3 separate regions of the Homo sapiens genome follow, and regions 1 and 2 are each linked to region 3. A link is a contact called in ENCODE Hi-C or POLR2A ChIA-PET data. All regions are on one chromosome and are shown on one strand. Each heading gives the region's core, a stretch centred on a gene start or an enhancer-like site at or near the end of the contact. The rest is flanking DNA. Distances are from core to core; before and after follow the strand shown. Region 1 has its middle 39 kb from the start of MIR548P. Region 2 overlaps ST8SIA4 (ST8 alpha-N-acetyl-neuraminide alpha-2,8-sialyltransferase 4). Region 3 overlaps ST8SIA4 (ST8 alpha-N-acetyl-neuraminide alpha-2,8-sialyltransferase 4).

Region 1 (2,936 bases), core at 406-2,905, 50 kb after region 3:
GGCCATATTACACCTTCATGGTTTTACTAGATTTAACAGTAGTGGTTTTTATTGAACATTTCAGTCATTGAACCCACTACCCACCTATTAATCACAAGAAAGCTATGCCTATGTCACAAATATTGATATCTATTTAATCACTTCTGAACTCAGTCTGTGAATTTCTATAATATGTACTGTTAAACATGTCATCTATGTTGAACCTTACATAATACCTTAAATGGTATATAAAAATTGACTGTACCTCTGAGTATTTCATCAGGATATTTTTAAAAAGAATTTATTTATATCTTCCAAATCAGAATTATATCCCAAAACACTTTTTCAAGATTTCTATAACTGGCTTTATAAAAAGCTATATCTGATGCAGATTTTTAATAGTCAACATTAAAATAGAGAATATTAGGGGTTTATTAGTAATTATTTAGACCTGCCAAACAGTATCTTTTATCATGGAGACAATTAGTTATTGTTAAATTTGACATGTTAGCTCTGTATTCCTAGGTCCTAGTGTAATGTCAGGTATATAATAGACAAAAGCATTTGTTAAATGATCAAATGAAGCAATGGTTCCTCTCTCTGGGAGTTTCTACTCCGGATGAGAATATGAAACAATGGAAACACAAAAACAGTACCATAGTAATAACACTAAAACATTAGAGACAAGATTGAACATTGTGGGAGGTAATATTGCAGACCAGGCTGAATTTTAAGTGACATAAACTTGTTTTCAAACCCCTGCTCTGTTACTGAGTAGCTAGGGGACTTCAGGCATATGACATCTCCTTTTGAGCCTTAAATTTCTCATCTGTGAAATGGGTCTAAATGAAAGCACATTAGCTTTCCAAGATATTGCTACTTTATAAATTAAAATAAAATTTGACGGCCAGTAGAAATCATGGAAACTTTTGAAGAATTGGACCATAAACTGAGATTTTAAGAATGAGTAGAATTTCAGATAAATGAAGAGAAAGGAAATGGAAACTGAGTGTAGTTGCAGTAAAGAAAGCAGAGGAGAGAAGAAAATAAGTGCTTATATGAAGAGAATTGTTAAGCTTTCTGATAATATGGGGGAAACATTAAGGTAGCTTTGATTAAATCAGTGGTGATGGTTGTATTGTATTGCACATGTGGATAAGTCAAAGATAACGCCCATGTTTCTAATTTGTGAAACAATATAGAGAGTGATATAATTCACTGAGGCAAAGGACACCAGAAAAGAATCAGATTGAAGAGTGGTAAATCAAGAACCCTGTGTATGGTAAGTTGAACTGCTGTAACTTTTTTGTGTTAATGTGTAATTATTAAAGAACCAGTTGAATATTGAATGTACTGATCTGGAGCCGAGAGGTTTGAATTAGAGATGTGGTTGCTATTCAGCGGGGAGAATCAGGAAGCAAATTCACCAAGGAAAAGGTATTCTCCAAGTGCAACATGATCAGAACAGGCTGGAAGCCAGAAATATTACATAGGATGCACATGTAAAGCTTACGGATGGGGAGCTGAAATTTTAACTGGAACCAAGAGAGATATGCTGCCAAATAAATGAATTGAGAAATCTTTAACTTAGTAGCAACATTTAAAGCCATAGAGGTATATACAATGTATAAGAGAGAAAACATAGAAAGGGAACAGAAACTTGGCAGAGGGCCCCATTTATGGAGCAGACGGCAGAAGAGAAGCTGAAACAGGAAATGAAGAAAGCATGAGTCACTGGGAAGCAAAACTTTAAAATGCAACTTCAGAAGAATCAAAGGAAGATAGTTTTAAGATAGCCCCAATAAACATTTAAAAAGTACCTCAGAGAAACCAAAGAAAAGAGCTTAGACATACCCCATGAAATTAGCAATTTTATCATACTTGAAGGCAGTGATGGAGTCTATAGTCAACTTGTAAGTAATGTGGGAAGTCTATAGATATTTGTCAAAATCTTTACTGGTTGTTTTCCCAAGGATCCAAATTCTTCCTTTTAAACAGTATGTCTTTATCTCTGGAATCAACATGAGAATATCAGAAAAACAAAATATTCTCTTTTAACATTTGTCATAATAATGTATATGCAGGACAATACGTTATAAGCATTTATATTAGTTATACATGTTACCAGTTATCTGAATTACATTAAAATTAGCATCTCCATTTCCAGGTGGATATTTTAAGGCCAAGGAAATGTCAAATGACTTGCCTTTTGTTCTGGTAAATCAGAGAAAATGGGCCTATCACTTAATGTTAATAGCACTTGGAATGCCTTCCAATTTATTTTAATTAAGGTCTTCATTTTCTGTGCATTTTTATATAATTTATTTTAAAATAATTTATAGCAAGGGAAAATTGTGATTTATTAAGAATAATCAGGACTTAATTCAGGCTAATATAACAGAATACCAAAGACTGGGTGGCTTAAACAACAAACTGTTTTTTTTTTGTTTTGTTTTGTTTTGTTTTGTTTTTGAGATGGAGTCTTCCTCTATTATCCAGGTTGGAGTGCAGTGGTGTGATCTCAGCTCACCACAACCTCCGCCTCCCAGATTCAAGCCATTCTCCTGCCTCAGCCTCCTGAGTAGCTGATTACAGGTGCGTGCCACCATGCCCAGCTAATTTTTGTATTTTGAGTAGAGACGGGGTTTCACTATGTTGGCCAGGCTGGTCTTGAACTCCTGACCTCGTGATCCACCTGCCTTGGCCTCCCAAAGTGCTGTGATTACAGGCGTGAGCCACTGCACCCTGCCAAACAACAAACATTTATTTCTCACCATCCAGAGGCTGGGAGGTCCAAGATCAAGGTGCTAGCAAATTCAGTGTCTAGTGAAGGCCTTCTTCCTGATTTTCAGATGACTGATTTCCTGCAGTATCCTCACATAGTGAAGAGAGAGGGAGTGAGCACTCAAGGTCTCTTCTATAAGGGCACAAGTCCCATTTATTAGGGCTCCACCCTT
Region 2 (3,333 bases), core at 46-2,545, 63 kb before region 3:
AAGTTACCGATAGAGCTAATCTTGGGTCACAAAGCTTATTAGTGGCAGTGTCAAGATTCAAACCCAGACCTCCTGACTGAGGAACCAGGACCTTATAAAATAATTTTGTTAAGAATATATTTTAGTACCCAAATGTATATTATTAAAATTTATCATTATGGAATAAATGATTCTCTTTGCTCTAAAATAACAAAAGTCATTTTTCATTCAACATTACCAAATTCTGGACCAAATATCAAATGGCACTCTAGGGTGTAAATTAAACTAAAAATGCTCTTCATCAAATATTGTGGGACAATTTTGCCTTTTCATTTGTTGTGTTTAAGATTTTTTTTGACACTAAGATGTCTTTCCCATAACTGCTAGGACTTAGAAATCCTAAATAAGGTACAGTTAAACGTTTTATTCTTCCAGAGCTTTAAGACAAGTTGCCTTGCAAAAATAATCTTTCAAAACAAACAAATAAAAAATGTGTGTTCTCTCTGTTTTTTTGTAGGCATAATGAAACACTGGGCATTTTTTAGTTTTACTTTTTATTTTCTTTTAGTGAACTGGGTCAGTACTAACTTAATTTACAGTGATTTTTTTTTGTAGTCAGTGTCTAAAGTTTGCAAAAACTGATTCCTAACATATGTATCATAGCCTAATTTGCTTCTCAACTTGTGATACATTCCACCTATAAGATTCGTCACACAGTATTTTCTGATGGAGTTAACAATGTCATTTAGATTAAATTTTAGTTGCAACTGTGTGCTTATTATTGCCAAGAAACCCACAGAGAAGAGTGGCACTTGGTGATAACTTAGTTATATTTAACATTTCACGAGTGAAAACTTGTTACTAAACAATGTTTAGTAAATTAATTTTCTGGGATTCTGCAGTTGCTATTTCAAGTGATAGGTGACGTTGAAAGGGAAGTTCTAGTTGAAAATTCAGTTAAAAGTTTCTGGGTAGAACTCTACTTGTTGTCAGTTCAACAGTCCAAACCAACCTTTCAGTTTAAGGCTGATATTGCCTAACAAAAAAAATAGTTTTTATGACTAAGATATTTAGTTTCACTGAAAATGAAACAGATTTTCAGATTCCTTCAGTTATCTTTAATGTTAAAATAGTTGCTCAATTTAGGTGTTTGCTTATCTAATGAGGATTCAAAAGTTGAATTAGGATCACAAAATGACAGTTAAAGACCTGTGAAGGGTCTTTTTTTGTTTGTTCTTTTGAGTCATGCACAGAAAACACAACCCCTTGCTTTGAATATTGGGTAATAACTTGACCACGTACTAGGAAAACTTGTACTGGTAAAGCATGCATATTAAGCATTAGCTTTTGTTGATTCATGTGTCTCTAGATAGAGCGCAGATATTAAAGCCAGTTTTCTTTCTACCTCTCTCATTTCTGAAATAATTTTGTTTGACCTGCTGTTAAACAAAAATTTCTATCAATTGTCTTCTTAGCAAAAGCATATATGTTCTCCTTGGTGACATGTTGTTGTTTCAGTTCAGTTTAAGTACAGGAGTTTTCTATGCTTCCAATGACATTTAGCTAATTATACTTGAATTTTTTTTCATATTTATAGTCTGAACAACAACTAGACTTAGCAAATTCACAAAGCTTTTAATTCGCCATTACATCTACAATCTAAAAACTGTTTGCACTAGGAGATAAAAAACTAACCTTTTCTTACTGTTTCCAAAAATTATGAAGCACTTAAGTCATAATATTATTCACTCATAGTAATTACTTTCAGTCTTTCTTGGATCCTATAAATGGAATCTTAACTCAGATAATTTTCCATACGTAGAAGACCTAAAACAGAAACTGAAAGTTTGGTTCAGGAATAAGAAAAAACAAACAAACAAACAAACCCAGAGTCACTCAAGTTTACCTCTTTTTCTTTTTACTTTGTAAAATATCGAATTCCAAGTTTTGCCTAAGTTTTTTGTGTTTTTATATTTTGATTAGTCTATGTGAGTTGGTAGTCTTTTCTGTTTTGAAATCACTTTTACTATTTTCACTGCTTCAGTTGAAAAAATACTGCTGAGCCTATAACAACATTGGAAAAACACATAATTACAATCTGCATTTAGTAATTATTTATCTTATTAAGCATTAGTTTCTCCTAAGAGTTAGACAATATGATGTCTTTTAAAACTGTGCTTAACTCTTATAGTTCCCTTTTTAAATCATTTTTCCCTAAGAGTAAATAAAATAAAGAGGTTTACTTATAATCAGGAACTTAAAAGACATGTTTTACATTATTTTTGCAACTAACTGTCTATAACACAGCAAAGGTGCTGTTATTGGAAAGTCCATTTTGACGTTAGTTGACTAGCATGTGTTAACTTTTTTGACCAAATAAAATAGATTTTCCCTTTTGGATTTCCAAGCTACAGAGTCTTTTTTCAAATCAGGACCACTAGTTTACTCACTGCAGCTTGCAAACATGCCACTTCTTGGGAGTGTACATCTTCAAATAGATCTACAGCAACCCATTTAAATTATATTCAAAGAAAAACGATAACACCATCTAGCCTGATGATTTAACCACATCCGTGTAGTCTCTATTTTAGAGCCAGCCTTGTCGTTTTCACAGGAAATGAGAAATTTCTGTTGAAGTACAGGTGTCAGATATTAATTATTCACCAGACAAATAAGTGGTACTCAATAAATATATACAAAAAATTCTGTATATTGCCACTTTTGATGCTAGTTGTTAACTTTTGTGAAAAATCATTAAGTGCTTGACATAAACACTTTTCCAGTTTCTATAATGCATAAGCCCTAGGGTTGCTTATTTAAAATATAATTATCTTCTTATATAACCTGGACTTTGTTAAGATAAACTGTTATGGTGTGTCAGTGGTATTTCTATCAATTTTTGTGATTTCATTTGTAGAGCATTTGTATAGGATTTTCTGTACAAATTCTACTGGTTTTGAACCTGATATTCAGAATATTTGGGGAAAAAGATCATAACATTATTTTTTCAACTAGCTGGTGGACATATTTCTTGTTTATAAAATTAGAGCAGAGTTTTTCAATCACTTGGTTTTCTAATTAGAACAAATATTAAACTGGAAAATATTTAGAGCAAATCAAAATAAAGACAACAAAAGAAAAGATATGAGTTACTTTCCTCCCTTCTTTGCTAATCATGCTTATGCCTTCTGAGTTAGAGAATTACTCTTTTGATGGAGTCAAGGGATGAGGTTATATTCTGCTCTCACTAATAAAATTTACCAATTGTGATGAGCTTAAAAAATAAGAGCACTAGAGGAAAAATGTTTCCATCATATCTTAAATGTTATAATAATGACATTGTTTTTATTACTT
Region 3 (3,125 bases), core at 567-3,066:
GGAAAAAAGTTCAAGTAAATGAAAAGATTTATCAAAGCATTTAGGTAATAGTTGGGAGGAGTGAAGGGAAAAAATAGATCAAATAATATATAGGTGCTTGTATTTGAAAAAGGTTTGAGTTTAAATTTCTAATCCATGAGAGACCAAAAGACAAAGAATCTTTTGTGATCAAACCGATAGATAACTATTTGGAGGGGAGAGAGAGACAGTGCTGGGGAAGACTGCATAGCTCACACCGCTTTGTAGGGGCTCACTGGGTACTGTTCGCTGGGATTCTCTTGGCAATTAGCCCAAGAGAGCAGAGCATGGCAGTGAGGTGAGAGCAAGCGTGAATACACACTGATGCTCCTATGCGCAGAATATTCGCAGTTTATAGGTAAAGATATGTGACTTGCGAATATTCCTACACCTACAAATGACTATTCCCACACTGTTTTTATAGGTCACTGGGCTGTGTTTTGAGCTCAAATATTGCCTGCATCAGAATTCGTCGTTATTTCATAGTGAGTCATTTGACAAGTCTTTGTTCTTTTCCTGGCTGCAATAATTAAGCTAATGAAAATTCTTCTCAGTCTCAGACCTGCTGAGAAAATTTCCCAGGAATATGGGCCTTTGAAAAAAAACGGAACTCTTCCCTTGCTTACTTAAAAATAGTATTAAAAAATAGTAGTTTACCTCTTTTGACTTGAACCAATGCTTGTTCAAGACTAAGGATCTTCCACATCCCACACAGTCTTCTGATCCTCTTCTAGAATTCTAAGCCCTTTCTACCTAAATTTTCTAGAGGCAAAGTGCAGGTTTAGGCAAGGGAAATAGCCCTAGAGATGTCTATGGGGTCCCATGAGTGAGGAAATCCAGGGCAAAATCAACTTTTGGCCTGAGAGGAGCCTTTTAGCAAAGACGTGATTAGAAATCTTAAATCCAACCTATGTTTCTGTCTAACAGAAAAGCTTTTGATCCATAATGAGCCACTTTGAGGGATTTTCAAAGAGGTATTGCTTTTTGAGGTCTCAGAGAAGGAAAAGTGGAGCTTGGAGCCTGCAAAAAGCACACTGACCCTAAGGAGTACCGGAAAGTTGCTTTCTCAGGGAGCTATGAGTGAATGTTTTGGAAAGCTGCTTGCCTGGCACAAAAGAGGAACTCTGAAAGGCTGACAAAAATGTTCCTTATTTCAGCACGTATCAATTTATTACTCATCAGCTCATTAGGGTTTTACACGGTAGTTGGTTTATGCAGGCCCCAGTGTGTAATGAACCCGAGAAGTGAAAACTCCCCCAGAACCCCAGGCTCTCCCAGGACAGGTAATTTACTTTCCAGTGAATGGTAGTGGACTCATGTTTTTGTAGTTGCAATCGCAGGTTTGCTCTGATTAGTGAGATGTCCCAGAACTGTAAATTAGAGTGTTTTATTTTTGCTTCAGTATATACATTCTGTATATGCATAGCTAAGTGGATATAGAAATAGATTTCAGTTTGAAATTTGAATTACTTAACCAGTGTTTATCAACAGTGTACAGTACTGATGTTGCACATGGCATCAGGGCAAAGTGCTACAATAAAACATAGGAAATCTGTGATCTTAAAATGCACTTTGCCCTGTTCTTGTAGAGCCGTAGATTGTTGCTGTGAATGTCAGTGCTATTTAGGGAGGAACTAGAGTGACAAAGATACATCCTGGATTTCTTAGAGTTGCCTATGACCACACGTGCAGTTTGTCTCTGAAGCCAGGGAGTGCCTGATTAAATACAGGACCCACCCACTGTGAGAAAACACTCTGGCATCCCAGCTGCCATTCAGAATGTAAAATCCAGGATATGACCTGTCAAGATGAGCACTTCAGCATATTGTGGCAATGCAGCTGTCACTGAGATACATAAGTCTCCAGAGAAAAGCATTCAAACTGTTTCCATGGTGGAATGAATACAAATGCACAGCAGCTCTAGTCATATTTGAATGTGAGTTTTTTCAGCAGGATGGTCCATATTAAATATGCAGATGTGTGCAAGTGACCCCAGTACCTCTTCTCATCTCTGATTGCTGAGCATTTTCTGAAGGCATAATTTTCTTAGTTTTCATGTGAGAGGGGCAGGGAACATTTGTAAGCCATACAGAGTTAAGATATCCAGTTGTCCTTTTTCCTTAATGAAGACAAAATTGTTATAGATTATCCATGACACATCTGAAAAAGAGATGTTTTCACAACGTAGATTTAAGTTATTTTATATTTATTTCTTGATATTGAACTTATTCTCTTCAACACTCTGACAAATGTATAGTGCTAGCAACATATTTATAATAGAACTTCAAAACTTCTGACTTGTACCATTAGTGTCAGGAGAAGCCCAGTGAATATAATTAGTGATTTTATAAGTGTTTTTCTAATAAGGAATTAACGTGTATCACCCTACAAGTGTGCCCAAATAAGTGGTAACAAAAACTTGGGGAGGAAATTTCCTTCCTATGGGATGTGTGTGTGTGTGTGTGTGTGTGTATATACACACACATATATCTGAATAGAAAACTGAATATATATATTTACATATGTGTTATATACATTTACAGATAGGATTCGATGTATTAATGTATTATATATAATTGTTTATGTAAATATAATATACAACATATAACTATACATGTTATATAACTATTCTGAATAGGACACTCATATAGATATTTACTTTATTAATTAGAATGAAATGATATATTACCTAATGATACCCTGTAACAATTTGTTTCACTTGTTTTTCTCAGAAACTCTTGATTTTAATAATTCATTAATTTAACAAGTATATTCAGGCTTGTTATGTGAAAATGTTAAGTATATAAGTGTTTCCAGTTTGTTCACGTATAAATTTAGAACTTGCATATCCCCAAATACCTGAAAGCCATAACTGAACTACAGGATAACCTTCAGACCTTCACACTTGTCACTTCTTCATTGCACTGTGATTTTTGTTTTCGTATTTTTTTTTGGCCCCAAGTACCTATCATATTCCCCAGATGGCTTAGCCATCATCACTGGCAGATTATGAATAATGTTTTACATTGAACAGATGTAAGCAATTTGTAATTTTTCCCCTTTCTGAACCAGCTTTGTTTTGATGAATCAACTGGAAATTGAAACTT

What was found. Hi-C counts contacts between places; a loop is a spot of excess contacts on that map. ChIA-PET counts read pairs that join two places held with the same protein, here RNA polymerase II (POLR2A). Pooled maps may share reads with other maps.
Region 1: a loop to region 3 is called in a map of GM12878, with 4 times the contacts of the local background. The contact joins two enhancer-like sites. A Hi-C loop is called at or near these places in 9 of 168 maps with a recorded cell type or tissue (B cell, CD14-positive monocyte, GM12878 and 4 more), 35 of 37 single-sample maps with no recorded cell type and 17 of 50 pooled maps. POLR2A ChIA-PET finds 5 or more read pairs at or near these places in 4 of 52 experiments (GM12878, OCI-LY7, activated B cell and 1 more).
Region 2: a loop to region 3 is called in a map of GM12878, with 4 times the contacts of the local background. The contact joins two enhancer-like sites. A Hi-C loop is called at or near these places in 1 of 168 maps with a recorded cell type or tissue (GM12878), 13 of 37 single-sample maps with no recorded cell type and 12 of 50 pooled maps. POLR2A ChIA-PET finds 5 or more read pairs at or near these places in 6 of 52 experiments (CD4-positive, alpha-beta T cell, GM12878, OCI-LY7 and 3 more).

What each region holds. Positions count from the first base shown.
Region 1 is chr5:100,776,595-100,779,530 of GRCh38, reverse strand. No RefSeq gene overlaps it. Among named protein-coding and RNA genes, the nearest start is that of MIR548P, 39 kb to the left of the region's middle. RefSeq lists enhancers at 1,724-1,793, 1,565-2,764. Within about 2 kb of position 1,655, at least 9 of the 41 ENCODE cell types and tissues checked have a DNase peak (open chromatin) inside an H3K27ac peak, as active enhancers do; they include B cell, CD14-positive monocyte, GM12878 and 1 more, where a contact is called at or near this core.
Region 2 is chr5:100,888,538-100,891,870 of GRCh38, reverse strand. The region is part of intron 2 of ST8SIA4 (ST8 alpha-N-acetyl-neuraminide alpha-2,8-sialyltransferase 4); the gene reads left to right. Among named protein-coding and RNA genes, the nearest start is that of ST8SIA4, 13 kb to the left of the region's middle. Within about 2 kb of position 1,295, at least 8 of the 41 ENCODE cell types and tissues checked have a DNase peak (open chromatin) inside an H3K27ac peak, as active enhancers do; they include GM12878 and OCI-LY7, where a contact is called at or near this core.
Region 3 is chr5:100,826,327-100,829,451 of GRCh38, reverse strand. All of the region lies in intron 4 of ST8SIA4 (ST8 alpha-N-acetyl-neuraminide alpha-2,8-sialyltransferase 4), which reads left to right. Among named protein-coding and RNA genes, the nearest start is that of MIR548P, 11 kb to the right of the region's middle. RefSeq lists an enhancer at 1,829-1,878. Within about 2 kb of position 1,816, at least 5 of the 41 ENCODE cell types and tissues checked have a DNase peak (open chromatin) inside an H3K27ac peak, as active enhancers do; they include B cell, CD14-positive monocyte, GM12878 and 2 more, where a contact is called at or near this core.